Regions from separate parts of the Mus musculus genome. Here region 1 is linked to region 2. Evidence: chromatin loops called from intact Hi-C (ENCODE). Cell type or tissue: gastrocnemius. All regions are shown on one strand. Links, peaks and the distances in the headings refer to the core of each region. The heading gives the core; the rest is flanking DNA.

Evidence for each region. A loop is a pair of places that touch in the nucleus more often than their neighbours do. Peaks named below come from ENCODE experiments on the same cell type or tissue, not always from the same donor. Only the 100,000 strongest peaks of a DNase experiment are listed, where the experiment ranks them.
Region 1: a loop joins it to region 2, with 19 times the contacts of the local background. A loop is called at or near these places in 2 of 42 quality-filtered maps.

Annotation. Positions count from the first base shown.
Region 1 is chr11:50,535,879-50,551,562 of GRCm38, forward strand. Gm36763 (a long non-coding RNA gene) reads left to right here and starts at 9,020. Exons shown (of 3, transcript XR_388623.2): 1 at 9,020-9,628; 2 at 10,341-10,494; 3 at 10,618-11,839. It overlaps Gm46259 (a long non-coding RNA gene), which reads left to right and starts at 11,902. Exons shown (of 2, transcript XR_001780128.1): 1 at 11,902-12,531; 2 at 12,667-14,826. In gastrocnemius, for the core only: no CTCF peak of the experiment used is centred there; DNase peaks (open chromatin) are centred at 4,418, 4,757 and 9,767; H3K27ac peaks cover 565 bases.
Region 2 is chr11:50,686,385-50,702,068 of GRCm38, forward strand. The region is part of intron 3 of Adamts2 (a disintegrin-like and metallopeptidase (reprolysin type) with thrombospondin type 1 motif, 2); the gene reads left to right. It overlaps Gm39819 (a long non-coding RNA gene), which reads left to right and starts at 11,505. Exons shown (of 2, transcript XR_879828.1): 1 at 11,505-15,684. In gastrocnemius, for the core only: no CTCF peak of the experiment used is centred there; no DNase peak of the experiment used is centred there.

The DNA.
Region 1 (15,684 bases), core at 2,701-10,700, 150 kb before region 2:
AACATGGAGGGGAGTGTGGCTGTAGGCAGGCACGGTACTGAAGCAGTAGCTGAGAGCTCACATCTGATCTGCAAGTTGAAGGTAAGCAGGCAGAAAAGGAGAGAGAGAAACAGAGAAGGAGGGAGACGGAAATGAGCTCTTGAAACCTCAAAGCCTAGCCCTCAGTGACACACCTTCTTTAACAAGGCCACACCTTCTAATCCTTCCTAAGCAGTTCCACCAACCGGGAACTGAACATTCAAATATGTGAGGGCATGGGGGCCATTCTCATTCAAACCACCACAGACTGTTTTACTTGTCTTTTGTGCCAGACATAGTTGGGACAGGAGCATGCTATCTTCCGACAATGGGCCTCAGAGGACACGTTGAGACAAGCATGCTTGGGTGTGAAATGGGAGAGGGAAATCCATCTTCCAAAGCCTGTCTTTCAGTGAGCTCAAACAGCACACAATAATTTACCAGTATAAGGTATGTTGCACTCACCTGACCCTGGCAGGGTGGGTGTGGAGTGGGATGGAGGAAGCACAGGTAGGAGTTGGGGGTGGGGTGCCTGCCAATTGGGCACCTGATGCCCTGGTGTGGTTCAGTTCCCCTGCTGACTCCACCCTTCCCACTCTCCTCACTTTCCTGGCTCTGGTGTCGGTTGAGGGAAGACAATGGAGTAAGATGAAGAACCATGTCTATGGTCACTGTTGCCAGTGGTTACCGTACCCAGGACTCTTTATTGATGTGGTTCTGAAATTATGTCTCAAGGTCCACCAAGTAGCTCAGCTGCTGGATCCCCACTGTAGCACAGGACAAGACTGTAGATCTAACCCCATTCTCTGATGTTGGAGAGGCAGGAGCTGCAGCTGTGGGTGCTTGGGACCAGTTGGAAAAGTACCATGGACTTGATTATGAGCCAGTGCTGCTGAGTAGGAGGGTGCTTGAGAAGGGTTGATTCTATGGGCTGGTCTCAGGGAATCTTGCTCTGACTCAAGTATATCAAGTCAACAGAAGGACAGTACTCGGTCCTCATAAGGGCATTGCATTCAGCAGGCAATGCAGGTGCCACTTGGCCACTGATGTCTACCATTTATAGTCCAAGAAACTTGTGTAAAGGAATTCTGGTGGTTCTGTCAGGGGATGAAGACCAGTTAACTCTAGTCAGATGGATGCCACAGGGTCCCGGTGGTGTCCAACAACGATGCTCTGGCTTCCCTTTGCCCCTGGGTCTTTGAGGCTCGTGAGGAGTTGGCTTGGGCACACCCCTGCCCCCTGCTGCAGTTATCCCACAATGCCAATGAACCATAAAACCTAAAGTCCCAGTTTCACAAGTATATTGTGATGGTATGAATGGCCCCAAAGGTTCATATGTTTGAATGTTTGGTCCTCAGTTGGTGGAACTATTTGGTAAGAATTAGGAGGTGTGGCCTTATTGGAGAAGGTGGGTCACTGGGAGGTGGACTTTGAGGTTTCAAAAGTTATAGAATATAAAAAATTATATTCTAGTTAACTAGCTAGTCCTCTGCCTCATGGCAGTGGATCAGATGTAAGCTCTTAGCTACGACTCCAGCACCATGTTTGTCTTCTTGCTCCTACCATGATGGTCAGGGCCCCACCCTCTAAAAATGGAGGCAAGCTAGCAATTAAATGCTTCTTTTACAAATTGCCTTGTTCATTGTCTTTTGTCATGACAATAGAAAATTAACTAGGATAACATATTCCAAATGCAAAGAAACCCCATCAAATGTTTGAGGGTTGGCTCTGGCAGGCAAGGGATTCAGAGAGAATGAAAGGACAGAAAATCAACAGATTAAGAAGAGGCTCTCAAGGGATAGAGACTCCGAACTCAGTCTCCTTCTTCAAGAGCCCAACATGATCGACAAGAAAGGAGGGAGTGGATGGGGGTAGGCTCATGGTTGCTGGGTGGTCAGAGAAGGGAAAACCACTCTGGACAAAGCAGTAGACACCCCATTTGCAGTCCATACACTTGAGTTTGATTCCAGTGCTTGCTTGCTTGATTTACATCTCAAATGTGGTGCCCCTTCTGGGCATCCCCCTTCTCTGGGGCATCAAGTCTTTACAGGATTAGGCACATCCTCCCCCACTGGGGGCAGACAAGGGAGTCAGTCCTCTGCTACATATGTGTCGGGGTCCTCGGTCCAGTCCATGTATGCTCTTTTGTTGGTGGCTTAGTCTCTGGGAGCTCCCAGGGGTCCTGGTTAGTTGACACCGTTGGTCTTCCTATGGGGTTACCATCCCCTTAAGCTCCTTCAATCCTTCCCCTAACTCTTCCATAGGGGTCCCTGGCCTCAGTCCAATCATTGACTGTAACTACACGTATCTGTCTCAGTCAGCTGCTAGTAGAGCTTCTCAGAGGACAGCCATGCTAGGCTCCTGTCTGCAAGCACAGCATAGTGCCAGGAATAGTGTCAGGGTTTGGTGCTTGCCCATAGGATGGATCCCAAGTTGGGCCAGTCACTGGTCGGACATTCCTTCAGTCTCTGGTTCATTTTTGTCCCTGCATTTCTTTTAGACAAAAACAATTCTGCATCAAAACTTTGAAGGCGGCTTGGTGCCTTCATCCCTCCACTGGTGGCCCTGTCTAACTACTACTGGAGGTGGTCTCTTCAGATTTCATCTCCTCCCTGTTTGGCATTTCGGCTAAGGTCACCCACATTGCATCCTGTGTGTTTCTCACATCCCGGGTCTCTGAGACTTTCTAGATGTTCCCCCAACCCCATCCTCCACCTCCGATAGCAGCACATTTCCATTTGTAGTCCTGGCCGTCTGGGCTTCTCTCCTGTCTTCCCACATATCTGATCCTGCCCCCCTTTCTCCTCCTCCTCCCCTCTCCCACTCAAGTCTCTCCTTCCCTCTGCCACCCATGATTATTTTGTTTCCCCTTCTAAGTGGAATTGGAGCAGCCTCACTTTTTAGAGACAGGGTTTCTTGTAGACCAGGCTTCCCTCCAACTTTCTCTGTAGCTGAGGATGGTCTTGAACTCCTGATCCTCCTGCTTCCTCCTTCTGAGTGCTGGGATGACAGGTGTGTCCCATCACACCACATTTATGTGCTACTTGGCGTCGCCTGAGAGTATCACGTGTGCTATGCAAGTGCTCTGCCAACTGAGGTGCATCCCCAGACCCTGTCTCTTCTACTTAAGAAATTAAAAAAGTGTATTAAGAATAAGAGGTTCCCTGTTGCTGGAGGTTCAGATGGTGGCCAAATGCAGGGCTGAGAGTGGAAGGAGAGCTGTGGCAGCTTGGAACTATGCAAGTTGTGTGCACATAGGCCATTAATATGGCGTGCAGCTCACAAGAAGATGAGATGGCTGGCACTCCCTTACCCCATGCCTCATTTTGCTTCTCCTCCATTAAGATCTCCGGAAACTTTCTGGTCTTTCTTGACTCCATCAGTGGGGTGCAAGCTGATGCAGAATACACAAAGTTTGGACATCTGGGCTCTCTCTCTTTCTAAAATACAGGATCTCCCTATGTAGCCTAGGCTGTCTTCGAACTCACTGTAGACCAGGCTGATCTCAAATGCACACTCTTCCTGTCTCTGCCTCTCCAGTAGCAGTATCATGTGTGTTCACCATTTCCAGCTTCTGGGCCATTTTGGTCAAATACAGGCCAAGGGTTCAGCAACCAGGAAACGTCCTGACCCTTGCTACCTAAGCTGAGCATGCCACCTTCAGTAGGGCTTGGGCCTCCCCGATCGCCACACTCCTGGAGGGCACACCTTTGGGTTTCAAGGTCATTTTTCAGGTGAACACAGCAGAAGTACTAGGTAATGGTTTTGGGGTCTGCAATCACTTTTGATAACATAGGTGGACTATCTCTTGTCAGACAGGCTTGGGAACCAAAATGCTTTAGATTTTGCATATGTTTTTATATTTGAAAACAATTGATCCTGATCTTGGAATGTGTGCTTAGATGTAGGGACGTAGGAATATATCTCAGAGTTGGGATCCAAGTCTATGCACAAAACACATTGATAACACATTCAAAGCCTCACACATGAGACCTGCAGGTCACTCTGCACCATATACTTTGTGTGTTTGCATTTGGCTGTGCGAAGCCAGGTATGGAATTTTCCATTTGTGTCATCTTTCTTTAGATTTTGGAGCATTCAGAGTTCAGGTTAGGGACTCTGGTCACACAGGCACACGTGGGAATCACACCTCCTTGTGCATCTCTTTGTGCCATTGCTTCTGGTACCCAAAGTAGCTGGGGCATAAATGCCCCCATTTTTCAGATGATGAAATGGAGTCTCAGGAAAGAGATTGTCTGGGAAGGTCACGGACACCAAGAAGCAGCGGTCACACCAGATGCCAAGTCCCTGCTGGCTCTCTCACCAATAGTTCAGCCATCCCGGCCGACAAGCGCAAGGCCTGCTGGGAAGGCTGTCAGGTTGCCAGGATCCTGGGAGGACGAGGAGGCTGAGGTGGGAGCTGCGTCCTGGGCCTGCTCCGCTCAGCTCTTCTAATTGCTGGGAGCTGGCCAGCCCAGAGGACAAGCTGGTTACTGCAGACCTGGCGGAGCGTCCTGTTCCTTTGGGTGTTGGTTTTTTCCGTTGCAATAGAAATAACCTCACTCCTTCAAGCAGGGCTGGGCCAGCTTCTCCTGGTCACTCACATCCCAGATGGCCTTGGGAAACTCTGACCCAGCTTGGACCACCAGGGAGTGTGGTACTGTCACCTCATCAGCAGCTGGTCCTGCCTCTGGTGGTGACTTCAGGCAGTCCACAGCTAAGCCACGGGTTGTGGGCAGGGGTCCGAGCCTGGCTTCTTGCTCCTGAGTCCTCTGCAGGGCCAGCTGAAGTCTCTCCCTTTGCCTTTGGCCACCCAGGGAGCAAGGCTCAGCCATTTTTGTCAGCTTGACTTAGGATGCTGTCTTGCCACAGGCTGGAACTAGGATGTCTCCACAGAGCAGAGCTCTGGCCACTTGTTCTGCCTGCTTTGTGTCTCTTTTCCAGCCTATTCTTGGCTCCAATCAGCCCAAAGAAAACCACCCTAGCTGGGGAGGAGGAAAGAGAAACATCCCTAGCTCAGGCTGGCCACCCTTGTTCTGAGCAGTCTCGGGTTAAGATCCCTTCTCTCGGGTGGGGTCAAGAGTGTCCCATGCTAGCTCTCACTCACACATGGGCAAGCCTCCCACCTGTTCTCTTGTGCCCACTGGGTGTCTCACTCCTTGACTGTCTGGACAAAGATGATCCAGGGTTCTAGCTTCATTTCGGTTGTTGGGATAAAACACTCCAACAAAAACCAACTTGGGGTCCAATGGATACATCTACAGAACAACTCCCGCACCTAAGGCTCAGGGAATGTTGTGGAAGAGTGGGCAGGAAGATTGTAAAGAACCAAAGGAACAGGGAGTTTACGTGAGATTGTATCTCCTAGGAATTGCAGAGGCTAACCCCATAAAGTTTCACTACCATGACTTCCTAAATGTGAGCTAAACAAGGATACTAATAGACATGCCAGTGTGAGGGCAGAGGAAACCCATGAACCTCAACCCTACACAAAGAACTGCAGGCGACTGAGGGCTGTGGAGAGCTGGAGAAATAGACTTCCTCAAGGGACAAGCATACTGTTTGCCCAATACCAAATGGTCTGCCCCGAAAACATACATACAAATAACATTACATAGACTGGGCAGGTTGTATTTGCGAATGTGTGTGTATGTGTGTGTATGCATGTAACAACAGCTAATGGGAAAAGAGCCCATGAATTTAAAGGAGAGCAGGGAGCTTCAGTAGATGGCAGAGTTTGGTGGAAGGCAATGGAAAAATGTAACTATATTATCATCTCAAAAATGAAAGAAACAATTAAACACTTAAAAAGGCACAAACACAGATAGTTGTAAACCATTCTCATAGTTTCCAATATCAAGTGAAACTTTTTCAGGTTGTTCTCTTAGAGCTGTTATCCAATGTAAGCAAGCATTCTCAGTTCTTATAGACAGACAACGATGATTAATCAAGAAATATTTTTGAAAGAAAAAAAAAGGCAACTTGGTGAGGGGAAGGTTCATTTCTGCTCACAAGTCTGTCTTTGCAGGGAAGTCAGGCTGGCAGGGACTTGAGGCAGAGAGCTATCTCACATCCACAGTCAAGAGCAGAGATGAGTGTATGTATGCCTGCTGCTCAGCTGGCTTTCTCTACTTCTACGTAGTCTGGGGTCAGAATAAGGAGTGCGCTCTCTTTTAGGCTGGGTCTTCCCACATCAATTAAACCAGTCAAGACAATCCCTCCATGTTGCAGGATATTTGATCACACAGTGAACCCTGAGATTGTGTTATTTGTTAAAAAAAAAAAAAGCTGTTTCTAAGAAAGTTGTGGTGTGTGTGGCTCTGCCTTAGAACACACCTTTAATTCTTCTGGCTGGACTGTAGACACGCCTTTAGCACATATCTTTAATCCCAAACAATGAAGGTAAAGTTTGTAAAAGGATGTATCCACGCTTGAAAGTGATGTCTAATTGAGTGTCAGACAGTGTGATGAGTCAGGGAAAGATCTGACAGAATGAGTCAGGGATAGGATATGCCCAAACTCTCATGAGGACAGGAGACAGAGTCTGCTTAAGAGAGCACCACAGAAAAGAAAAAGAGAAGGAGACAGTTTTACTGGGAGAGTTGAAGTGAAGAGACATGTTGAAGAAAGAACAAGTTAGACACAGGTAAAGACAGAAGGAATCAGAAGATTAGAACAGATTGCTAGAGCTAGTTTGAGGTCAAGCAGAGCAATTCAGGAGAGGCCAAGAGAGAAGCCAGACTGAATCAATCAGCTTAGAGAGGAGTTTGAGCCAGAACAGCTGAGTTGAATCAGCCAGAGATCAGAAAGAACAAGAAAGGGTGAGCTTATTCAGCAGCAAATCTCAGAGGCTGAAAACATTCTAGGCATAGATTAGATGGTACAGAGGCTAGAAGCTTCCAGGACCAGGCCTAGGTTATCAGATGGGAGATGACAATTATGCCAGGAGAATAAAAGATACTTTCACACCCACAGACATTCTCACAGGCCAACCTGATGGCAATGGTCCCTTACTGAGACTCTTTGCACGTCATTTCGGTCTGTGCCAAGTTTGACAGTTGAACTATCACACTCAGCAACTGTTCCCAGCCCATCACAGGCCAGGGGGTCTGGGAAGGGACAGAGGGAGAATCAGCAGAGCATCAGGCCACACATCTGAGTCCTGCCTCTTCCACCTCTGTGGCTTTCAAAGGCCTAGACCAGCTAACCTGGAACCTTACCGAGGAAGACAAAATCCTGGCTGGGCAGGATATAGGCAAGGGAGAGAATTGAATGAAGGCTGTGTGCAGAAGAAGGGAACCCACAGGGTGCCAGTGACAGTGGAATTACTGTAGGGGCAAGAGATGAAGCAGGACTGACCAAGTACCTTTTAATGAAATACATCATCATTCTCCATAGTTGGCTCTCAAGATGAACAGCAACTTTATGTAGCAAATTGTAGCAAATTCAAGAGTACTGTGTGCCTGTGAGGAATGAGTATGTAAATGTGAACATGTGGATGGGTCCACCTGCAAGTCTATCTCCCACTTCTCTCTTACCCTACCTTGGTCCATTTTGTGTTACTATAACAAAGTACCGGAAGCAGGAACACTTATAAACAGGTTTATAGAGAGGTTCATTTGTCTGGTCCCTGGAGGTCCAGACAACCTAACGCTGCCATCCATCACAGCATGGCAGAGAAGGGCAAAGGGAAGCAGCTACCAGCAGAAAGTCCCCTAAGCTCCTTTAGCAAGCTCTTTTCTCAGAAATTAATCCGGTCACAGAATACCTACATTAATCCTTCCTGAGAGTGATGTACCATCACAACCTACTTATTTTCTTTTTAAAAATATTTTTATTTATAGTAAAAATAAATTTAAAAACATATTTATAATTATGTGTACCTACGCACATCCGTGCATGTGAGTGCGGTGTCCACGGATGTGAGGACAGGTCAGATTCTCTGGAGCTGGAGTCACACTGGTTGCGAGCTGCTTGGAGTGAGTCCCGGGGACTGAAGTCAGGTCCTCTGCAAAAGCAGTAGATGCTCTCAAGTTCAGCCATCTCTCCAGGCCGTGTTTTTCTTTGAAAAGTTTTATCATTTCAGTCTCCAACAATGGAGGCGAAGCGTCCATCACATGAGCCTTTGGGAAGGGACTTTATTTAAATCTCATCCAAACTCCAGCACCCAGCTTCTCTCTCTTGCCTAACTCCCCATCCTCTTTTTTTCCACCGTGTTTTGGGTATAGGGGTGAGTCCTAGGTCCTGAGGCCTCCTTGCCTTCCATGGTGACCTGACCAGAGCACCTCACGTGTAAATGTGCAGTCCATCATCGATCATTCTATCAGGTAAGTGTAACGCAAGGGGGGAAATGTCAGTCTGCTTAGTAAGGAAGAAAAGGGAAGAAGATAAGTCATTAAAAGTTAGAGGAGGGAAATACATACGCTTTGCAGTGCAGGGCTGGTTCAAGTAGGACCAGTTTGCTGCGACTTGAGAGATGCTCCTGATTGATGATCCACTTGCAGCCTTGATTCAGCTCAGCATAGCAATTATTTGTCTTTCTTCTTCTCTTGTTCTAGTTTTTCCCTGTATGTTCTGGTTGGCTTTCCAAATTCTCCTTCCAGATCAGAGAATTCCAAATTCTCTCTCCAGACCAGGGAGGGTCACACTGGCTCAGAGCTTAGGAGGATCAGCATTCAGTTCCCAGCACCCATGTCAGGTGGCTCACAGCTACCTATAACTCCAGCTCCAGAGGATCTGACACCCACTCCTGCCATCCACAACATCTGCACTCCTGTGTACAAACACATGACTGCAAAATTAAAAAGAAAACAAACTTTTAATAAATTGTTACTTTATTTTATGTGTATGGGTGTTTGGCCTGCATGTATGTCTGCACACCATATACACGTGTGCCTACTACCTTAGGAGAGAGAAGAGGATGCCAAACCTCCTGTAGCCAGAGTTACAGATGGTTATGGCTTCTATGTAGGTACTGGGAATTGAACAAGGGTCCTTTCCCAAAGCAGTAAGTGCTCTTAACCATTGAGCCATCTCTCCAGACACCACAAAACAAATCTTTAAAAAGCCATGTCCAAAATCATCACCTCCGCAGAGCTGTCCCCAGCCGGGGGCAATTACTCTTTCCCAGAGTTAAGCAGGAAAAGTACCTTCACCAAGTGTTCCCACAGTGCCCTATGATGGCCGACGCTTGCCCCTCCCTCTGTGCGTTCCTCTAAGGAAGGGGCATTGTTAAGACTTCTTGAGACTATTCAACACATTCACTGACTAAGGTAGAAGTTTGGCTATTTTAAGCTCAAGGTATCCTGGGAATCTATCTCTCCCCAAGGGTTCAGTGGATTTGACATTTTTTTTTGGAAGATAGAAGACATAAAAGCAGGTTCTGGCTGAAGCCAGTTCAGAGGACTCTGTGTGGCACTAGCTCAGAATGTATTGTAAGAAAGAATGATTTTCCCATAGTTGAAACCTCTTGATCCGTTAAATCCCACAAGCTGGAAGCCAGAGGCTATCTGTGTCAGCTTCACTTTTCGCTTCTCTCATTCCTTCACGCACAAGAGAGGTGTCCTTCGCTTCAGACAGTGGACAAGCCTCATCCAGTTATGTTTAGCTGGTAGGTAATGGGCTTCTGCTCTGATGTGGGTACCAGATGCTGGGGGAAGTGGGGAACTGTGGGAGGAGAGAGCCAGGAAGCACAGATGTGGGTTCAGGGCACCCACCCAAAGACCAGGGGTACCTGGGCCAGGCACAGCAGCTGACGTCAGCTGCTGGCTGAAGTTGTAGCCCACTGCATATGCCTTGTGCCGTGAAGCTCAGAATTTTTTGGACTAAGAGGGTTTTAGTCGAAGCTCTGCTCCTTTCTGCATAATAGCAGTCTCTGCTCATGAGATGATCCTGGAGCCTTGGGGAGTGCTCTTGGCATAGATCTGGGCCTGGTGCCATTTGGGATTGTGTCCTTTTAAAGAGAGGTAAGTGTGACCAGATAGGAGCAGGGCTGGAGACCATGCACAGTCTGGCTCTTTGGCCCTCTTTATCCCACTCCTTAGGTCTTGGGGTAGCCTTGGGCAATGCATGTGGCTTGAAATAAAGAGGGGGCCTCTGAGGTACATATTAGAGCCCATGTGGCAGTGAACACACTGAAGAGACCTCAGAAAAAGGTCTTGAGAGAGGAGGTTTGGAATTCCAAGACTTTCCCCAGCCAGGCCCAAGGTCCACCACTGGTGTGGGTATTGGGTAGGAGGTGCAGCCAAGACTTGTGGGAGCTGTAGACTGTGCGGGCTCCTGTCCCTGGTTCTACTCACAGCGCTGACCACATCCACTCCCAGGTCTGGCTCGCTGTGCTTCCTTCCCCAGCATCCACACAAAGCTCACATCCAAGTTCCCAGCATTCCCCTGGGGTGGACCGCGATATCCATGCATCCTTCCATGCTGCTGCAGACTGAATGGGACCTTCGGGGGACCCTAGGCTTCCCAAGATAGGTACCTGGGCGTGGCTTTTCCTGACAAACATTTTTCTTTTCTTTTTACAGATGGAAGCACTAATTAAGACATTTGAATGTCTTCCATATTCCTAATTCTTTGTTCTTTTCCTTTATGTAACAGAGATGATCCTGCCTAGCGCATTACCAGCTGGCCGAGTAAACATCGAGAGACTATAAGGATATTTTATTTTAATTGCCTGAGCCTCAGGATTATGGAATCAAGATGGAAGGGGAGGATTCTGAAACAGGGTGGCAGTCAGGTGTGGGGGAGGGGCGGTGTGGGCTCCCTAAGACAAGCTGGTGGTCAGACTTCCTATTGGTCAGGAGCTCTTGACCTTGACCCAGGAGAGACTGAGAAGAATTTGGAGGAGGCCAAGCTGCTGTCCTGTTGACAAGAGGGCAGGTTCCAAGCCAGTCAATTAAACACATTTCTCCTTAATAAATGTAGCAACTGGCATGAAAATATGTCTTATTTTCGAAGATGCATGAATCAGTCAGTTTGGCAAGGGGCCCAAGAGGCAAGAGCAGTCTGAGCTGTCAGCCGTGCAATGTCCCGATGGTGGGTTCCAGGTTTAACTCTCTAGGGAACACAGCTTTCCAGAACAGGGCTCCGGAGCCAGCATCCCCTGGAGCTTAGGAAGTGGACGGAGAGCCAGGGTGCAGGGCTTGGATGGAGTCACCGACTGGGAGGAGCTACAGATGGCAGGCACAGTAGACATGGCATTAGCTCAGCCGCATGTGGCCATACCAGGGCAATGTCTGCAAGTGTTCCTACGGACCTGACAACCCATTAGTAGTGTGGTCCCTGGGCTCAGAGGTAAATGTACCTGGGGTTCTAAGCTTTCTCATCCACACAGACGGACTTGTGTGCACAGGAACCCGGAAAAACTGTAGAGTGGCTTCCTGATGGGACACACCCAGGTCTGGTAGGAGCATCACCTGGATACAGCCTGCACTGTGAACACTGGGAGTGTGGGGTTGGGCAAGGCTGTCCTTTTACATGGTGTCATCAGGTCTCTGCAAAGCATTGACCGCTCCACACAGTTCTTTGTATTCTTGTATGTGTTTAAAGACAAGATCTCCTGCAACAGTATGGGAAGGAACCTGCTGCTGGGTCTAATGACCTGAGCAGCATCCCTGGGACCAACACAGTGAAAGGACAGAACTGATTTCCATAAATTCCTGGACTCAGTGTTCATCCTGCTTCGGCCTCCTGGTGCATGCCAGGAGAGCCGGCTTGATGTGTAGTCCTCAAAGTGGCTGCCACTGCGGCGGCAGGAGCAGTGCAAGTTCCCCTGAATTCCCTTTCACCTGCCACCAGGATTCCCTAGGGAGACCCCCCCCCCCCAGGCTCTCTGCCTGCAATGTCATACTTGGGAGGTGGAGGCGAAGGGTCAGGAGTTCAAGGTCATCTGTGCAATGCCAGTCTGGATTACATGAGATCCTGTCTCAACACAAAAACCAAACCGAAACAAATTCAACTAGCTGAATCTATCGTATATGTGAATTCCCTACTATTAACCCACAGTGGGTGTGTGCTTATAGCAACTCATTAGGGGTGAAGCATCTCTCTGTAAGGAAACACCAGCTCATTATGGAGGCCAGGCTGATTCTGGTGGCTCTAATGAGCTGTGAAAACCACCCAGGAGCTAAACTAGCAGAGGGAGTGTCTTTGCATGCCTGGAGGAGCATTTGCTGTCTAAGTTTGGAGCAGAAGGGAGCTAACCAATGGGGTTAGGGTCTCCAGAGAACACCCAAAGGGATGAGCACACACATGTTGGAGAGTTTAAGTCAGCTGATGTTAAAATATCGAAAAGAGCCAAATGACATCCATGAGGCTGAGAGCCAGGTGGCTGGATGCCTCAGCATTCCCTATCTGGCTTGAAAACCTAGCAGGTTCCTGGCGAGCCACTGGTCCTTAGTCCATGGTGGAAGCATGGAGACGTGTTTCTTTCTGATGCTGGTGAGGAAATCGTCATCGTCATCGTCATTGTCTTCTCCATCAGCGACAACGACAGGATAAATCAACTTGGAGGTAAGAGACCAGGCTGGCAAAAGGCAAGTGATCTTTGGTTTACTCTACTCTTTTTTTTTAATCTGGGCAGCTACCAGAACCTTGCACGGGTTCCTGGGCTCACAGACCACAGACTCCTTCTCTTTTATGCCCTAGACTCAGCTCTCTGCTGTTTTCCATGGATTTCTACCTTCTCAGCCTTCTCTTCTGCCTCTTCCTGCCAGCAGTTGTTGAGCGCAGCCTGGTCCTTAGCTCTCACGGCTCCTTCTCCCTCTGGCCATCTGCAGGCTGGTGACCAGGACTCCACATCTCTTGCCTCAAGATTTGGACTTTTCCACTCAACATCTTAACTGACCCAAAGGCTGTTTGGTTCCCCCTTGCTCCTGTAGACTTCCTTGAGGGAGCACCCTCCCGCCTCCCTGTCAATGAACCTAGCACCCAGGACACAAGGACACAAGGTGAACCATCACCGCTAGATCCTGCAGACTCACCTAGGGTGCTCCCAGAGGTGCTCTTCTCCGGTTCCCAAGATCAGTCTTGGTTGCTAGTGGTAGAGAACTCAGAACGATGCCCGGACAGGAAGATGGGGTCAAAGGGTTTAAATTTCTTACTGTGCAAACAAGAAAAATAATTTGGATTTGGAGGTGGTGTCTTTCCTCTTGACATCATCTTTTCTTTCTTTGTTTGAAGTGTGTGTGTGTGTGTGTGTGTGTGTGTGTGTGTGTGTGTAGGCCAGAGGTTAACATCAGGCATTTCTACCTTATTTTTGAGAAAGGTCTCTCACTGAGCCCAGAGTTCACTGATGATCAACATCTAAGGATCCGTCCGTCTTCTCTCACCATGCCCACCATTGTTTGGATTGCAGACATGTGTGACCAGGCCCTGCCTTTACACGGGTGCTGGGGATCTTACTGACTTGGATGGCTGTTCTTGATGGTCTATTTGACTACATCTGGAATTAACTAAAACCCAAGTGACTGGGTACACCTGTGAGAGATTTGTTGTTGTTGATTAAATCACTTGAAGTGGGAAGAGCCATTTTTACTCCTGATCTTTTGAGGTGAGAAGATCCCTTTAATTTGGGCCACTCCTGCTGGAAGCCTATATAAAAGGCATGGAAGAGGGAAGCCTGCTTTGCCTGCTTGCTCTCTATCTTGCTGGCAAGTCTATTCCTTCACTGGCATTAGAGTCTACTTATTTGAGATTATGGCATATACTGAAGGCCAGCTGAGACATCCAGCCTCATGGACTCAACAACTATTGGATTCTTGGACTGTCCATTGGTAGACAGTCATTGCTGGATTGCTGGACTAGCTGGACTACCGTGTGTGTGTGTGTGTGTGTGTGTGTGTGTGTGTGTGTGTGTGTGTGTATTCTCTATATATTCATTTCATAAGTTTTGTTCCTCTAGAGAATTCTGACATCATATACACTGACTGAGCCAATTGCCCAGTCTGGTTTCTCCTCTTTATTGTGCCCTTCTGGGCCAAGTCATGACTTCCCCCCTTCTGACACTCCCTTCCCATCCCCTAAAAGCCATGGGCAATGGAAAATCACTTCCCAGATTCCTGTAGGTCCCAGAGAACAAGCTTGGCTTTTAAACTTGAGTTTTGTAAAACAACAATTCAGTAGGGTTATTTCTGGACAGGTAAAGGTGAGGGATTTTTTTGGGGGAGGGTGAGTGTAACAATATCATTTAATTGGGGCTCAAATTTATATTCCCTATCACCAAAATCAATTCCAAAATCTATTACTGTCCAGTCAGGTTATCTTAGGTATTTCATCTTTGAAATTATCTTTTCATAAGTACATGGCCTTTTCCCATTTAAGTTTTTTTTCCCCCGAGATGTAATTTACATAACTTAACATTTACCCCAAATGCCTGACCATAGTCTTTTGTATTTTCAGGATGCTATGTGTGTCCCACCACTGTACAGTTCTCAGTACTTTATCTCTGAAATGATTTTTAAAAAAACATTGCAGCATTTGGAAGCTCTTCCTCTTTACAGTGGAGTGATCTTCCGTGTGTGGGCATTCTGTTTCCCCATTCCTCAGTTGCTGGGGTCTGGAGCGTTTCCATCTGTTTGGGGATGACAAACAATGCGTAGATTTCCACAGGGACGTTTTTCAGTTTTCTTTGGGATGGCTGTGTTCTGGTTGTGGTTTGCCCTCACTAAAATCCATTTGAAAACTTGACTGGTGATTTAAGGATGTTGGGAGATGGGATTTTAAAGAAAGATTTGTTCTCATGGATTTGTGTATTTCTTTCTTTTTTTTTTCCTTGCCATCCCAATAAATGTAAAGTTTTATCTTGTAGGTTTAATTTACATTTTTCTAATAATGATCGACTCTCTTTGCAGGTATGTGTGCTAGAGATTAAAGCCAGGGATTAACTTGTTGCTGAGCAGAGACACTACAACTGATCTATCTAGCCCCATTTTTACTCTTTTGAGACAAGTTTTAACTAAGTTATTCAGGTTGACCTTGTACTCACTATCTCAAGTAGGCCTTTAATTTGTGATTCTTCTGTTTCAGTCTCCAAAGTAGCAGACATTACAGGTCTGCATTTCCAGGTCCGGCATAGTGATGAACATTGGGTTTTAATTTTTTAAAAATTTAAATTATTTTATGTGTATGGGTATTTTGTTTGCATGTGTGTCCACATACTGCATGCATGCCTGGTGCCCACAGAGGCTAGAAGAGGGTGTCAGATTCCCAGGAACTGTTGTTAAAGGCAGTTGTGAGCTGCCAAGTAGGTGCTGGGAGCCAAACAGGACCTGTGGAAGAACAGCCAGTGTTCTCAACTTCTGAAGTGTCTTTCCAGGCCGTGATAATGAATGGTGCTAATGTCCTTATGGGCCATCTGTGTGTCTTTTAGATTTAGCTTTTGCATCTCTTTTCTTTTAACCGGTGGAGTGGGCATTGGGTCCCTTTTCTCTACACAGATGTTCTTGACCAAGCACCACTTTTGGAAAAGACTAATCTGAACAGAAAGAGCCCTGGGGTGGCTCATGTGGCAGGATGCCTACTGACATCACAAAGATGTCCATGTCCAGTATCTGGGAACCTTGATGGGAAGGACGAATGCAGAATCACTGTTGCTGATCTCTTGACCATAGCATTAAAATCCTGGACTGCCCAGCGCAGTCTAATGCAATAAAGAAGGCCGTTAAA
Region 2 (15,684 bases), core at 4,536-12,535:
CTCTGTCCCAACAGACCCTGTGCTCTCTACTGAGTCTTTGGCTTAGAGTCTGGGGTTCTCCAACCATTTATTGTGTTGTCCTGTTGTCTGTCTTTCAGCCAGTGAAGTCACTTCCTCAGGCCATTTTACTGACTATATATAATTAATGTAGCCTGCGGTTAGACATGGTAGCTATTTAAACATGACCCAGCACTGCCTTCTTCAGGGTGTCTACCCAGAGTCACTCTTCAGTTCCAGAATATTTTCACTCTATCGGAAGCCTCTTGCCCATTGAATAGGCACTCCCTACCCCTTCCCCAGGCCACGGCTACCAGGAAGCTGTGCAGGCTCACCCAGGTGACCATTCTGATTGGTTCCAGGCTCAGGCCTGCTCAATCTCACCCCACTCCTGTGGGTGCCCTCCTGCACACTTCTTTGTCCCCCTAGCTCTGCCTCAGAGTTGGCCGCGCTGTCTCTCAGAGAGACATGCCTCTGTCCAGGTCCCTGGTTCTTTCTCTCCATTTGCTCATGTGACACATGCTGACTGCCATCCCAGTGACAGAACTAAAATAAAGTCTATGGAGACCCTATGTCTCTCCAGAATGGAATTACATCTCACATATCTCCTGGGAGTAGCCAGGGGTGTGAATCAGTCAGCAGCACAGGAGAATCTGCCCGAATCTGCCCTCAAACAATCCTGCTATGCTTCTGCCTAAGGAGTAGCCTTCTCTAAACTCCTGGAGTGAGATTATTATTGGCTTGACATGAACCTTACGGCTCCCACAGAGAAGTCATGTCAGCAAGGACCCTAATTTCCTGTGAACATCTCTAGCTGGGACATGCACAATCAACGTGGGGCATAGTAACAGAATTCATTCTTAACATCCTTATCCCAAAGAGAAAGCATCCAACGTGAACCTCTGCATTGGCTGAGCTGGAGCAGGCGTGTACATTCTGGGCTCACATGGGTGTGCATGTGTGTACATGTGTGTGCGTGAGTCACTGGGACTGCAACCAGGATGGGGCAGCTAGCACAGTTAGCAGAGAGTATATTGGGGCCAGTGGGGCTTTTTCATATCGGACAAGTGAGAAAGGGAAGCGGCAAAGCCAAAGAGCTGAGACACACTGAAATCCTAGAGGAAGAGGGGAAAGACAGATGCAAATCTCTCAGTCTCCAATACATGTGCGCACCCGAAGCCCTGCAGCGCAAGACGGAGGTATTATATTAGATAAACAAGATGAAACCCACACCAAGCAGCAATGTGCTACCACCAGACCCAGAACAAAGCATAAAGGCAAAGAAAGGTTGAAGGTGCAGGAACGAGGCAGAAATCTCCAGCAGTCAGAGCTGAGCCATGTCGTTCTATCAATCCCAGACAACAGACTCAAGGCAGGAGACTCGGCGAGGGAGAGACAGGTCAACATTTAATGAGAAAAGGTTTGTTTCCCCCAAGACGAGGAGGTGACTGCAAAGGTATATTCATCTGATAAAGCGACCTCCATGAGGTAAACTTTCCTTTCCTGGGGTGGAGAAAGAGCCAAGTCGTATTATCCTTTTGAGGAGATAGCAGGTTCCCCTCCTCCTCTAATTAGTATTAGATTAAGTGGGTAAAAAAAGAAAGAAAGAAAGAAAGAAAAGAGTCAACAAAGATAAGAAATTTTTGAATACAACAGACACAACAGACTGTTTTAATGAGAACAGATGAATTTTGCATCTGCTAAAAAAGTCTCTAGTTTCTCTCAAGCTCATGTACACTATTGTGAAAATCATATATACAGCATCATGAAAGTCATGCTTGTAGCACTGTGAAATTCATATATGTAGCACTGTGAAATTCATATAGGTAGCACTGTGAAAATTATACATATGGCACTATGAAAATCATGTATACACCATTGTGAAAATCTTATATACATCATTGTGAAAATCTATTGCTCAGGTTCAAATCTCACGAAATTTCAATGAATAATTATGAGACACCTCTTGCTTCCTGACCACTGTGCCTTGAAATTAGAAATTAATAAGATTTCTCCCCATCTCTTGCCCAGGACAAATCCCCATTATTTAGAAGTTTAGAGGAGATCTCTTAAATAATTTGTGGGTAAATTAAAACCATCAAAGGAGCTTGGAAAACACCTAGGAAATCCAATGATCATAAAAGCCACCATATAATATCAAAACTTAGGTGGGAATTGTATGAGAAAAGAAGGCTATGAGTAATAGAGATCAGTCTCCAACTTCCAAGGGCTGAGGGTTAATCCAAAGGACCCAGACGGCATTGTTCCCCAGGGATGCAAAGATGACTCTATGGGTAAGATCACCGGCTTCTCTTCCATGGTACCTGGATTCAAAGGCCAGCACCTACATGGCAGTTCACAACCATCTGTAACTCTGGCCCTAGGGGATCCATCACCCTCTTCTGGCCTCTATGGGCATTGCACAAGTAATGCCCAGACATACATGCAGGCAAAACCACATATACACCAATAGTAGTAGTAGTAGCAATAATAATAGTGACAATAATAATAAAAGGTTTTTTTTAACCCATGAAAACCTTCCCTCTGGCCAGCATTGTTGGTAGGAGGATACTGATCAGCGCTGACAGATCTTTTGTGGTTCTTTTCAAAAGAAAATGAAAGATACATCATTGTGTAAGAAATTTCAGAAGTGTGTGTGTGTGTGTGTGTGTGTGTGTGTGTGTGTGTGTGTGTGTGTGTGTGTGTGTGTATGAGCATGCACGCCTGTGCAGGCCAGAGGGCAGCCGTCCACTTTGTTGACGGCTTTTGGACTCACTGGTTCGGCTAGGCTGGCTGTCCAGCAAGCCCAGGGATTTGCCTGTCTCCTCTCTGGTGCTGAGACTTACAAGCAGGTCCATGCAAGGCTTTTTGCGTTTGTTCTGGGGATCTCACTCAAGTCCTTGCACTAGCTAATCAAACATTTTACAACTGAGCTCTCTCTCCAGGCCCAAGAAATCTCAGAATTAAAAAAAAAAAAAAAACAGCCGGGCAGTGGTGGCACACGCCTTTAATCCCAGCACTTGGGAGGCAGAGGCAGGCGGATTTCTGAGACCAGGCCAACCTGGTCTACAGAGTGAGTTCCAGGACAGCCAGGACTATACAGAGAAACTCTGCCTCGAAAAACCAAACCAACCAACCAAACAAACAAACGAACAAACCGTGATGTGGACTGTAGGGGACAGGTCTCTTCGGCTTCCGTACCTCTCTCAGGACTCCTGGTTTCTTCTGAAGCAGCATAGGGTGGGACTGTTCACCTGGGGGTTTCACTGGCTGGGTGGTCCAGCTCAGTTTTCAGCAGTGATGTACTTGGGGTCAGGCCTCCATTCACAATCCCTGCCCCCAGGCCCCCTGGTGCCACCTCTGTGTATAGTGTCTCCACCCTGGGCCATCTCCTTTCTGATTAGTGTCTGTTTTCTGTTGTCACTGGCACATACTGGAGAAGTTCCCAGGGAAGAGGCTTATTTTGGCTGACAGTTCTTGTTCAAGGTCAAAGGGCTGCATACGGCAATGCCCTTTTGCTTGCAGAGTCCTGGGGCAGCACAGGGAACACATGGCGATAGGCAGGGAGAACATGCGCGTCCCTCTGTCTTCTGTCTCTGTTATAAAGACACCAGGGTCCTAACCTGAGGATCCACCCTGATGACATTATCTAATCCTAATCATCTCCTAGGTGCCAACTCTATCCACTTACAGCAGATTAAGTGCCTACCTTCTTGGTGCTTCATGATAGGGATTTAGCCGCAGCATGAATTGTCGGAGAACAGGCATAGAGTAGCCAGCTTCTCCTCAGAGGCCAGTATGGACAAGTTTGTGTGTAACCATCTTCTTGTTTTATTCTGGGGCATATACCTAAGAGGAGAGTTTCTAGAGCCCAGGTAAGTTCCTGATTAACCTATAAGACATAATTTTAGATTAAAAAAAAAACTACTTCAGATTAACATGGCCTTTAGTTTCTTTTCTATTGCTGTGATAAAGCACCCTGACAAAAAGTAGTTTGGGTGAGAAAGGGGGTTTTATTTCCACATCCAATTCCAGGTTACAGTTTAACATTTTGGGAAAGTCAAGGCAGGAACTTCAAGCAGTCGGTTACACTACATCTACAACCTATGGCAGAGAGAAACAAGTACATAGGTATTCATGGGCTTGTTTGCTTGCTTGCTTGCTTGCTTGCTTGCTTGCTTGCTTGCTTGCTTGCTTATTTGTGCTCAGTGTGATTTCTCTGCTCATACAATTTGAGACTCCCTGCCTAGGGAATAGTGCCACCCACAGTGGGCTGGATCTTCCCACATCAGTTTAGATGATTCTGCACAGATATGCCCACACACCAACCCAATGTAGACATTCCTCCCGGAGATTCTCCTCCCAGATGATTCTAGGTTGTAGCAAGCTTATAATCAAAACTAACAGCTGGAGAGATGGCTCAGCGGTTCAGAGCACTGACTGCTCTTCCAGAGGTCCTGAGTTCAAATCTCAACAACCACATGGTGGTACACAACTATCTGTAATGAGATCAGATGCCCTCTTCTGGTGTGTCTGAAGACAGCTACCATGTACTAACATATAATAAATAAATAAATCTTTAAAAAACCCTAACAGTTATAGAATTAGTATGTATAAATTGTACTATAGTAATGTATTACTGTTCAGCAAAATTGATGGAACTAAGAAGGCATGATGTGAAGTAAAACAAGCTAAATAAATGCAGGGTGTTTAACCTTTTGAGAAATGGCAAGACTGTTTTCCTTAATGCTTTGAGTGTGGTGCCCCTGCTGGAGAGCCAAGCCTGGTGGCCAAGCACAGGTCACAGACAGATGCCTGGAAAACTTGACACTCGTTTCCTATTAGCAGAGACACATCGCTCTCTCGGTGTAGTTTCTACTTTTGTCTGAGGATTGAGGTTTCTCAGACCTGATCTACCTGCTTTATTCATAATGTGAAGAGATGCAGGGGGGAAGCTTAGATACCATTTCTTTGTGCTGCACAGTCATTTCTCTATTGGCTGTGTGCTGAAGTGGATCTCCTACTGGCCAGAAATGCAACAGGTTCAAACCCTGCCTGGCTCTGGTATCATGTGGATGTGAATTTCACCGTGATTGTCTCCCAAGAGCTTGAGGGAGATAGAAGAGCCCACATCTGTAAATATAAAAGGCTTGGAGGTGGCACAGCTAGAATGTGGAGATACTGGGATTTGAACCTGGGCCTCTCTGATGCCTTCTGGCTTCCAGTGCTAGCTAAGTCTCTATGAGGAATGGGTGGGTGAATGGATAAAACATCACCTCTACTGAAACAGGATGGATACGAAGTCTCTGCTATCTCCCTGGTGTGAGCAGGAATACAGGATATCTCAGCAGTTCATCTGGCCAGGACCGTATGGGAAGAAGCCACGAGTGGGGGCAATATGGAAGGTGTGTGTGGACTGTGGGAATATGAGCAGCAGGTCTTTACATAAATTAGTTGAGTGTAACACTTGTCTCTCTTCAGGCAGGCACAGCTACGAGTGGTGGTGCAAGATTTGTCACTTAGCTCTTACTCTCCTTGATGACAAGACAACTAACTCAGTGGCCTCCTAGGGTCTTGTCCCATGGAACACAGGGCGGCAGGAAACAGGACCTGGGGGCCAACAAGATGGCCCAGCAGGTAAAGGTGCTTGCTGTATAAGCCTGGGAACCTGAGTTTGATCCCAGAACCCACATAAAAGTGGGAGAGAAGTAATTGCAGAGTTGCGATTTGACATCTACATAGACCCTGAAACCCACACACAAAAAAAATCACAAGTGTACACATGCACACACATCCACATATAAACACAGAGAGAGAGAGAGGGGGGAGGGAGGGAGAGAGAGAGAGAGAGAGAGAGAGAGAGAGAGAGATGGTTAGTTAATTAATAATTTTATAACCAAAGAACTACTCAATGTATGAATAGTTTTTAAAAAGCTATAAAAAAAAAGACCTAAGCGACTTGTTATTTGGTGCTTAAAGTATGGGCAGCCACCCCGGTGACCCAGGAAATATTACCTGGGGCCGGAGGCTACCTGGAAATGATTCTGAGGAATAAGAGATCAAGGGGAGGCCATTCTTTTCTTTTCCCTCCTCGATAGGTTTATTGAGCTGGACTTCACCTAAGCTGCAATCCTGACATTTGAGGTGCAAAATTTATGTCTTTCAGCACATAATCATCTCATGATAGCTGCAGGGCACTGGTGTCAGGACTCCTGAGAATTCCAAAATATGAGTCTCTCCTATAAAATACGGAGACATCTGCACACGGCCCAGTGCATCTGGACACCTCAGACAGTCTCTAACGACTCCAGGCACCTAGAACGGCACACTGCTGCGTCCACAGTCGCTATGCCCATGAGAAGCTGTAACGTGTTTCACAGCTTGTTGTTTGGTGAACAGATGAGGAATGCAGTTATGTAACGGGTCAACTTTAAAACAATTTCATTGTCCCCCAAAGAAATGCTGCACCCACAAGTCCTCTTCTCCCTCAGGTATTTGTGGTTTTGTGTGCCCCATGGCCTCAACACTGGGCGGGAACCTGCGGCTCTCAGACCCCAGGCCTGACTCTTCCTAAGACCCCCTTGTTGCCTCCCAGAACAGGACAAAGGGTGTGACTAATGTTTATGCCCCAAGACTCCCTCTCTTAATTGGACTTTCTAATCCAAGAAATATATGGGTAACCAAGCTTTGGCTTCTGCACGTGTCACCAATGAGCTCCATACAATGCTACCCTGAGGCAGCCACTCCTCCCTGCACGTCTCTCAAGCCTTTTAATGCCTTGTGGTCCCATGCCACTATGATGGATCTGTAACACAAACAAGTTCCCATCCCTGCCCATCACCCTTGCTCAGCTCTTCAGAAGCTTCAGAGATAATAGCCATCCCTAATCAATGGTTTGATCTTTCTGATATGGCATGGGAAATATGGAAGCAAAAGACTCATAATAAAAAATGTTTTTTTTTCCAGAATTGCCACACTTTAACAAATACTTTCCAGCACGTAATATTTTATGCTAACTCCCAGTTACCACTGCACCTCACCCAAATGGTCAGTCTCAATGAAAATAAATGGTGCTGTAAATTTTACCACTTAAGATGTTTTTAAAAGTCAATGTCTTAAATTCTCTTCTGTTGTTATGATAAAAGCACTCTGACCAAAACAACTTAGGGGAGGTAAGGATTTATTGGCTTACAGTTTTTGGTCACAGTTCATCACTGAGAGAAGTCAAGGCAGGAACTCATTCACAGTCAAGGATACAGTAGAAGCTGTAGAGGAATGTGGCCTGCTGATTCACTCCAGGCTGGGACCACCTACCTAGGGAATGGTGCCACCCACAGTAGGCTGGGCTCTTCTACATCAAAATTAACAGTCAAGACAATACCCCCCCCCCACACACACACAGACATGTCCATAGACCACCCTGATTTGGGAAATTCCTCAATCAAGATTTCCTTTTCAGGTGACTCTGGGCTGTGTCAAGTTGACAGTTAAAGCTAATTGGGACAATTAGCCAGTCCTCTCACATACACACCACACACATGGTTCATGAGATGGGCTGAGCAACCTCCACTTCAACTGCTACAAACAAACAAACAAACAAACAAACAAATCCCCTCAGGAGTGTGATCTTTCCCTCTAGAACTTGCTAGCTGTGGTTGTATTGTAGAGTATTTAACTAATGCTCTACTTTGAAGTTTACAAATGTTTCTTTCCAGTTTGCATGCTTTTTAATTTCTTTCTAATTGCTCTGCCTATATCTTTCAGCAACATGTTTAATGGCTGTGTAAAAGTGGATTTCTTTAAAAAAATAGTTCAGTTATCGCCACTGAATGAGATGCTTGCTTCGGACTGTTCTGGGATGCCTTTGCCGTACTAAGGCAGTTCTTGCCATACCTAGTCTCTTTCTAATCATGAATAATGCTGAACGTGCTCAAATTTTTTTCTGTGTCAATTGAGGTGATCATACAGTTCGTTTCTATGAATGTGGTAGAATATGTGGATTCATTTTTGTATGTAGAATCATCCTTACATTCCAGTGGTAAACTCTACTTGATTATGGCACATAATCCCTTTAATATCATGCTGGAATCATTTTGCTAGTGCGTTATTGAGAATTTTTTATTCTATATTCACAAAGGAGGTTGGTTGTAGTTGTCTTACAATACCTTTCTTAGTCAATCTCTTGTTCAATTTTCCTATTTCGCCTTCAGTCAATAGTAATCGGTTCCTAGAAACTTCTTAACTTTGTCCTGCACGGTTTGTCAGTGTGTGGTTATCCAGCATTTTCTCTGGTAGTTCATTTACCTCTACAAGGTTGCTAATCCTGTCCTGAGTATTTTTCTCATTTTTGGAGTTCAAGCTTTTATTATAGTAAATCTCATTGACTTTCTCAAAGAACTAACTTTCGGTATTTTTCTATTGTTCTCTGTTTTGTTCCTGTTTTTCTCTTTCTTTCACTAGCTCCGAGTTTACTCTCCTAGCTTCTTACAGTGTGAAGCTGTGTTTTGATGTAGCTCCTCCTTATTTTTTTAAACATGATGGTTTACAGCTGTAAACTTCCCTCTGGGCTCTGCCTTTGTATGAGTTTTGGTTACTTTGGGGGTTTGTTTTCATGGTTGTCTCAATAGACTGTCTAATTCATCTTACAATTTCTTCTTTGTCCTAATTGTTTGAATAAACTATTCATTGAGATTCCACACATTTGTAAAGTTTCTTTTGTTTCCTCCAGTTTGGAAAAGATACTTTGTATGGTTTCAATACTTAAACTTGTTTTGTGACCTGACACTGATGTTTATAGCAGAGAATGACTTGTGTTCACGAAGATGATATTTCTTCTCCTCTGATGGTATAGGGCATTCTACGTGCCTCTTAGGTTTATTTGATTTGTGATTTTTAATTATTTTCTATATAAAGATTTACTTATTTTTATTCTAGATGTATGTGTGTTTTGCCCGTTTGCATGTATGTATGTGCACAGTGTGTGTGCCTGGTACTTGTGGTAGCCAGAAGAGGACACTAGACCTCCTGGCACTAGTGTTCTAGGAGGTTGTGAGTCACCATGTGGCTGCTGGGAACTGAACTTGGGTCCTCTGCAAGAGCAGCCAATTTTTTTTAACTGCTGAGTCATCTCTCCAGGCCCCATTTTGTCATTTTCTATTTCTATCTACGTGTATGTGGCTTCCTAGATTCCCTGTCCACACAGGGAACTTTTCAAAGTTCCTGTTCTCCAACCTCTTCTTCCCCAAACCCCTGGATTTGTTTATCACATTGCTTGCCTTATCTTTTGAATTTTGCCCCAATTGGCTCACATATGTTTTCCTTTAAATTTGTTTGACAAATATCAGGGAACTTACTTCAGCCCTGGGGAAATGACTAGTCAGGGGAAACAAATCAAGTCACTGTAGAAGCCCATGGCTACAATTCTTTGGAAATAAGGTTTTTATTGTTTTCTGTGGTACTGTGGACTGGGTTGGTCACATGGGCTACCATAGTTCTGGAACTCTTGAGTTGGAGAGTAGGGTGTGGCAAACAGGAATTAACACACACCGAAAGCCAGCAGCTTCCTTATTCACTCATCAGTACCCCTCAGCTTTTGTACGTTTCTGATTAAATTTTGGCATTCCCTAGAAGTCGATTCTGACAGATTTACCAGTTTGTTCTCTGCTTTTATGGAAAGGCAATGTTTTGTCATTTCCCATCCTGACATGTTGGCAACATCCTCTCCAATGTCATATACACCTTCACCTATCAGAATTGTACATATAGGAACTTAACGCCATTGAGGTAAAGACGTTACTCCTCCCTGGCATGGCCACCATCCCTCTCTCTGAGATGGCTCCGTGTCTTGTATTAGCTTTCTATTGCTGTCGTAACAACTTGCTGTAAAGTTAGCAGCTTGTCTAATATAATTTACGCAGCTTTTGAGGTCAGAAATCTGAAGTGGGTCTTGCTGACCTAGAATCAAGTTGGCAGGACTTTGCTCCTTCTGGGGACTCTACAGAGGATCTGTCCTTGGCCTTTTCAGTTTCTGGAGGCCATCTGCATTCCTTGGCTCATGAGGCTCTCTCTCCATCTTCAAAGCCAACAACATCAGGCCAAGGATGTCTCCCGCTGCTGCCTCTCCAGGTCTTTCTTCTGCATCCTTCTTTTATCTCTAGGACCACTTGTGATTGTGTTGGTCCTTCCTGGCTTATCCAGGAGGCTTCTGCATCACAAAGTCAGCTGATCTAACTTTCCTTCACCATGAAATAATAGTATTTACAGAGTCCAGGGCTTAGGACATTGGTGTCTTCGAAGGACCACAATGCTACTAACTACATATTCTTGCCCAAGAATGCATTTTATAATCGTTACTTCACATTATTTGATACTTAAAGAATCTGAGAAAGAAGAGCATGTGCCTATAGTTTGATACAATGACATTATTTTTACTGACTACTTCCAGCTCACTTTACTTGACGCCTGTGGATTCACTTACTATCTGGTGGGTGGTAACATCACTCTCACTCATGTCTGTGACATTATGGTTAAATAAATATATTGTAGTTCTAGATGATACAGACTCAATGATACATTTATATAAGTGTGTTTTGTATAATTACTTTCAAAGTCAGTTGAGAAAAGAGGGGAACTACATTTGTGCTATATGTATAAATTATCATTAATTTCATTAATTATTAATATAGGATGTGTGGATATATTCAAATTATTAGTCTTCTTTTTAAAGATTTATTTATTTATTTATTTATGTCTTAAGTACTCTATCTGCACGCACACCTGCATGCCAGAAGAGGGCGTCAGATCCCATTACAGATGGTTGTGAGCCACCATGTGGTTGCTGGGAATTGAACTCGGGACCTCTGGAAGAAAAGGCAGTGATCTCACCTGCTGAGCCATCCCTCCAGCCCCCTAAACTTTCTTCTAATGTGTCTTATAAAAGAGGTCTACTGACAACAATTTCTCTCAGTTTCTTTTTAATATTTGGGACAACTATTTCACCTTTGAATGACAGTTTAATAGACATTGGATTCCTGGTGGATGGCCGTTCACTGTCTCTTGGTCATCTGTCTTCTGTGATTTCTCATGAAAAGTCAGCATTATCTGAATGGGCTCCTTTGTACACCACAAGTCATCCATCCTGCTGTTTTACAACATTTCCGTATTTCACCGTTTTTCTGTGATGTTTTGGGTTCTCTGCACGTATTGTATTTGAAGCTTTTTGAGTTTCTTGCCTATGTACACTGATGTCTTCCTCAAGTTTAGTAAGTTTTCAGCTACTATGTCTCATATTTTTCTCTTGTCTTTCTCAGTAATCTTTCTAATTCCTCAATCCCCCATTAATCTCCTCTGTAAGCTCCCTCATCCCCTATTCCATGCTTTCCCAATCTCTCCTTTCTATCCTCCTCCCTACCCCTCTTTCAGCTGTCTCCTCATCTCTCCCTTTAATGTCTCTCCACCGCCTTCCCCCATCCTCCCTCTCACCCTCATCCCTCCCTTTCATCCCTCTTCCCTCCTCCCCATCCTCCCTTCTCACCCTCTTCTCTCCTTCCTCTCCCTCCTCCCCTCCTTCCCTCTCGTCCTTCTCCAACAGCTGGGACTTTCTCTAAGGTGAACTGGTAAGAATTACAAACAGAAAAGAAAGAACAGATTCCAGCTCAAGTACAAAAGCTTCGTGTTCTTCTTGAGATATTCTTACCAAAATTTAATTGATTTTCTTGAAGAAGTGGTGTTCCTTCGTTTGCTGTATTCCCTTAGTACAATTATGGCAGAGTTTAACTTGTTTCTTTTAATTTGCTTTTCACCCCTGGGGCTCCTCTGGCCACCGTTCCTGGAATGGAGCTCTGGGGTCCTCAGTGCTTGGAAACTCTTCTTAGTATCATGGCAATACGCAAAGCGGGGGACACTGTATCTGTTGGGATCTAACGAGGTATGGTTGCTGGAGACACAAATCCAGTTATACCACAGGCAGAACTGTACTGGCACAGGAGTGAGACAGTAGCCATAGCTGGCCCATACTATGTCATGGCTGAGGCCTGTGCCTTCCCCTTTCTAGTTAGCTTTAGCTGTCAACTTGACAGAGCCTACCTAGAGTCATCTGAGAATGGAGTCTCCACTGAAGCATTTCACAGATCAGATTGGCCTCTGGGCATGTCTATGGGAGTTGTCTTGATTGGTGATTGATTTGGGAGGAACCAGCCCACTGTGGGCAGCACCATTCCCTGGGCAGGCGATCCTGGCCTATATCATAAAGTTAGTTAAGCATGAGCCTTTGAGTGAGCCAGCAAACATCATCTTCCATGGTTTTTGCTTCAAGTTCCTGTTTGAGTTTCCTCTTTGATGGATGGTGACCTGTAGGTGTAAATCAAATACATTCTTTCCTCCCTAAATTGCTTTTGGTCATAATATTTGTTACAATAATAGGGTGGAGCTGAAACATTTCTTCTCTCTTGACATGGCTCTTTTCTGTGGAGACCTCCTTCTCGGATCATGATAAGTCACTTCACATAAGTGACTCCAGGATTCCTGTAGGAGCTTTACAGGCCAGGAAGGAAGATATTTTTTGTTGGTTGGTTGTTCTCATTATCCCAATCTCATGGAAGACTATTGTCTCAGTTATTTTGTTGTTGTTGTTGCTGGGATAAAACACCCTGACTAAAGCAATTTAAAGTAGAAATGGCTTACTCCAGCCCACAATTCAAGAGTACACTCTATTGTAGTGAGTAGTCAGGAACTTAAAAGCAGCTCAACACGTCATGCCCACAACCAGAACCAGGAAGTACAGTGAGGATGGATGAATGGCCTCTACTCCGTTCCCTTCCTCCTCTTCTGTAGATCAGGAGCTCAGCCAGAGAATGGTGTCACCCACAGCAGGGAGGTCTTCCCACCTCAACTGATGACGCCAAGAAAATCCCCCAAGTGTTTGCACAGAGACCCACCTCTCAGGTGGTTCTAGATTCTGTCGATTAATGCTAAATACCACACACACTGATTACACCACATGTGCACTCCCTGGATAAACCACTGTGGCTAGGGAATGGGTACCAGCTGTGGACTGTGAACCCTCCCCTGTAGCTCTCTGAGTGCAGACTAGATGTGGTGTACTCACCCATCAAAGTTACATCAGGCCCCCTCGGTGAACAAAAGAGGGAATCAGGTCATCCCAAGGACCCTCATTTTTTCCTGATTAAAAAAATACATATAGCGGGAAGATGACTCAGTTAACCTCCGTTCTTGCAGAGGACCTGGGTTTAGTCCCCAGGACCCACATGGTGGCTCACAATCATTGATAACTCCAGTTCCAGGAACTTGGATACCCTCCTCTGGTCCCCCCCACCAGGCATCATGTATAAATGTGGCGCACATAACATACATACAGGCAGAACTCTCATATACATAAAATCAAATCATCTTTAAAAAATACTTGTAGATAAGTACATGTGCAATTTTACACATGCAACAGTCCCTCCCTTACCAATGTTTTGATTGATGAGGTCCTATTCTATACACCCATATAAAAGTGGGGCAGATGGAGCCTGCCTAGAACCCCAGTTCTCAGGAGCCCTGGAACAAATAGGCTGCTTGACTAGCCACATAGTCAGTGATGAGTCCAAGTGAGAGACCCTCCTTCAATGCGTAAAATGGAGACACGATCAAGGACGCCAACCTCTGGCATCCGCCGACACACGAAAACACATGTATGCTCACATACATACCATAAACAGGAAAAATGAGACAATGATAGATTTGCATTTGGCTCTTTGCCCCAGATTAAGCAACAGTGAACCACGGTTCTCGTCAGTCACATGATCACAAAGGGACAGAGCCCGCACTCCAGGCTGTTTGGTAGGCTTGATATATAGTTTCATGACGTAGAGCAGTTTCAGAGGGGTTAGTTGGGCTCCACTGTGGGCAGAGGAGCATCTGCAGTTAATCTGTGTGTGCTCTGAGTCGCACTGATGTACTCAGAACTTAAAAATCACACTTCCGAAGAGCCATCTCTTTGCCATCTCTTTGGACTGCGCTCCTCCTGCAAAACTGAATGAGCACTTCCCAAAAACTGAAATAAAGTCAGAGTATGCAAGTCAAAGAAAGAGCACGTTTGAATTGTGCCCAAGCAGTAAACTTCTCCAAGGAGACTGTGGTCATTGGACCTTCATAAATGGAAACTGCAGAGTGGCCTCTGACACGGCGATTTTCACATCGCCTTTTGAGCTTCAGATTGCTTTTGACTCTCTGGATGACACTGAGGCTGAAAACTCTGACTCACAGAGATGCAGAATAACAAACCCAACTCGCCAAGCCCTGCTGGACGATGTGAATCGTTCTGGGTTGACCTGATGCTACCTCATTTTCTGCAAGCCCGAGTGAGCTCTTCTCTGGCGTTATGTGCCTGAAAAGGGCTGGCTGGGGCAGCAGGCATCAGCTGCTCATCTGTGGTATTTCTACCTCACATGCTGTCCCTTTGGACCAAACAACAAGGCCTACAGAGGCATGTGACCTCTGTTTTTACAATGTTCATATCCTGAATTGTATAAGAAAGCAGACTGAGCAAGCCAGTAAAAAGTGCTCTTCCATAGCCTCTGCTCCAATTCCTGCTCTGCTTAAGCTCCTGCCCTGATTTCCCCCAGCGATGGACTTGTTACCCGGAAGTGTGAGATGAAATAAACCCTTTCCTCTTCAGGTTGCTTTTGCTCACAGTGTTTCCTCACAGCAATAGAAGCATAACAAAGACAGGGACCAATCAATACTCATGTCAAGTCTTTGCATCATGTTCTACCACGGTTGGGTTTCCTCTTCTACCTTAAACTGGAGATACTCTCCTGGGAAACTTTCACACTGAAACCCACAACCCGTCACCAAGACTGTCCTCTGCTTAGGAGGGTAGAACCCTGAGTTCTTCTTCTGTTAACTGGTGAAACTTCTAGAAGTAGTGGAGAGGTTAGATTCCAAGTAGGACCAGTTTTCAGGTGTCCATAGCAATTGACCAAGGTCTCTGTTGGTTACTGTTCTAGCACTGCTTGAATAAAGTTACAAAGGCCAATACTCTGAGGGATTCTTCCCTTCCCCTTGGCATGTGCCACAAGAACTCACCGGGGCATGGAATCGTGGCTTGTCAAACGTGAGCATGGCAACATCTTTCAAAGTTTCTAGAAAAGACCCACTGACTGTTGTTTTTTTTTTGTTTTTTTGGGTTTTGTTTTGTTTTGTTTTTTGATGATACCATCTCCTCAACCCTTTGTCTTAATTTGTTTTCGGTTGCTATAACAAAGATGCACAGGACTGGGAAGTCTGTAAGGGGTAGAAGTTTATTTCCATCACAGTTCTGGAGGCTGGGAGTCCTAGATTATAGTGCTGGCATCCATCAGTGTCTGGTGACGACTTGCAGCTACAACATAACGCAATGGGGAGAGAGCTGAGTGTGCCAGCTGAGGCACCTCTTCTTTTAAAGCCACCGTTATCAGTATGGGGGCACCACCCTCATCACCTCATCTGATCCTAATAAAGGCCCCATGTTCACAATGCCATCAACATGTGATTTGGATAACTATGATTTATCCACGTGAACTTGTAGGGATCGTGTTCAAATGGCAGTGACCTCTGGCCAGCGGTCTCTTTCAGTATAACACTCTCTGGCTCTTTTTTCCTGGGACCAGTGCACTTCTTCTTCTGGACCCCCTCATCCCAGCT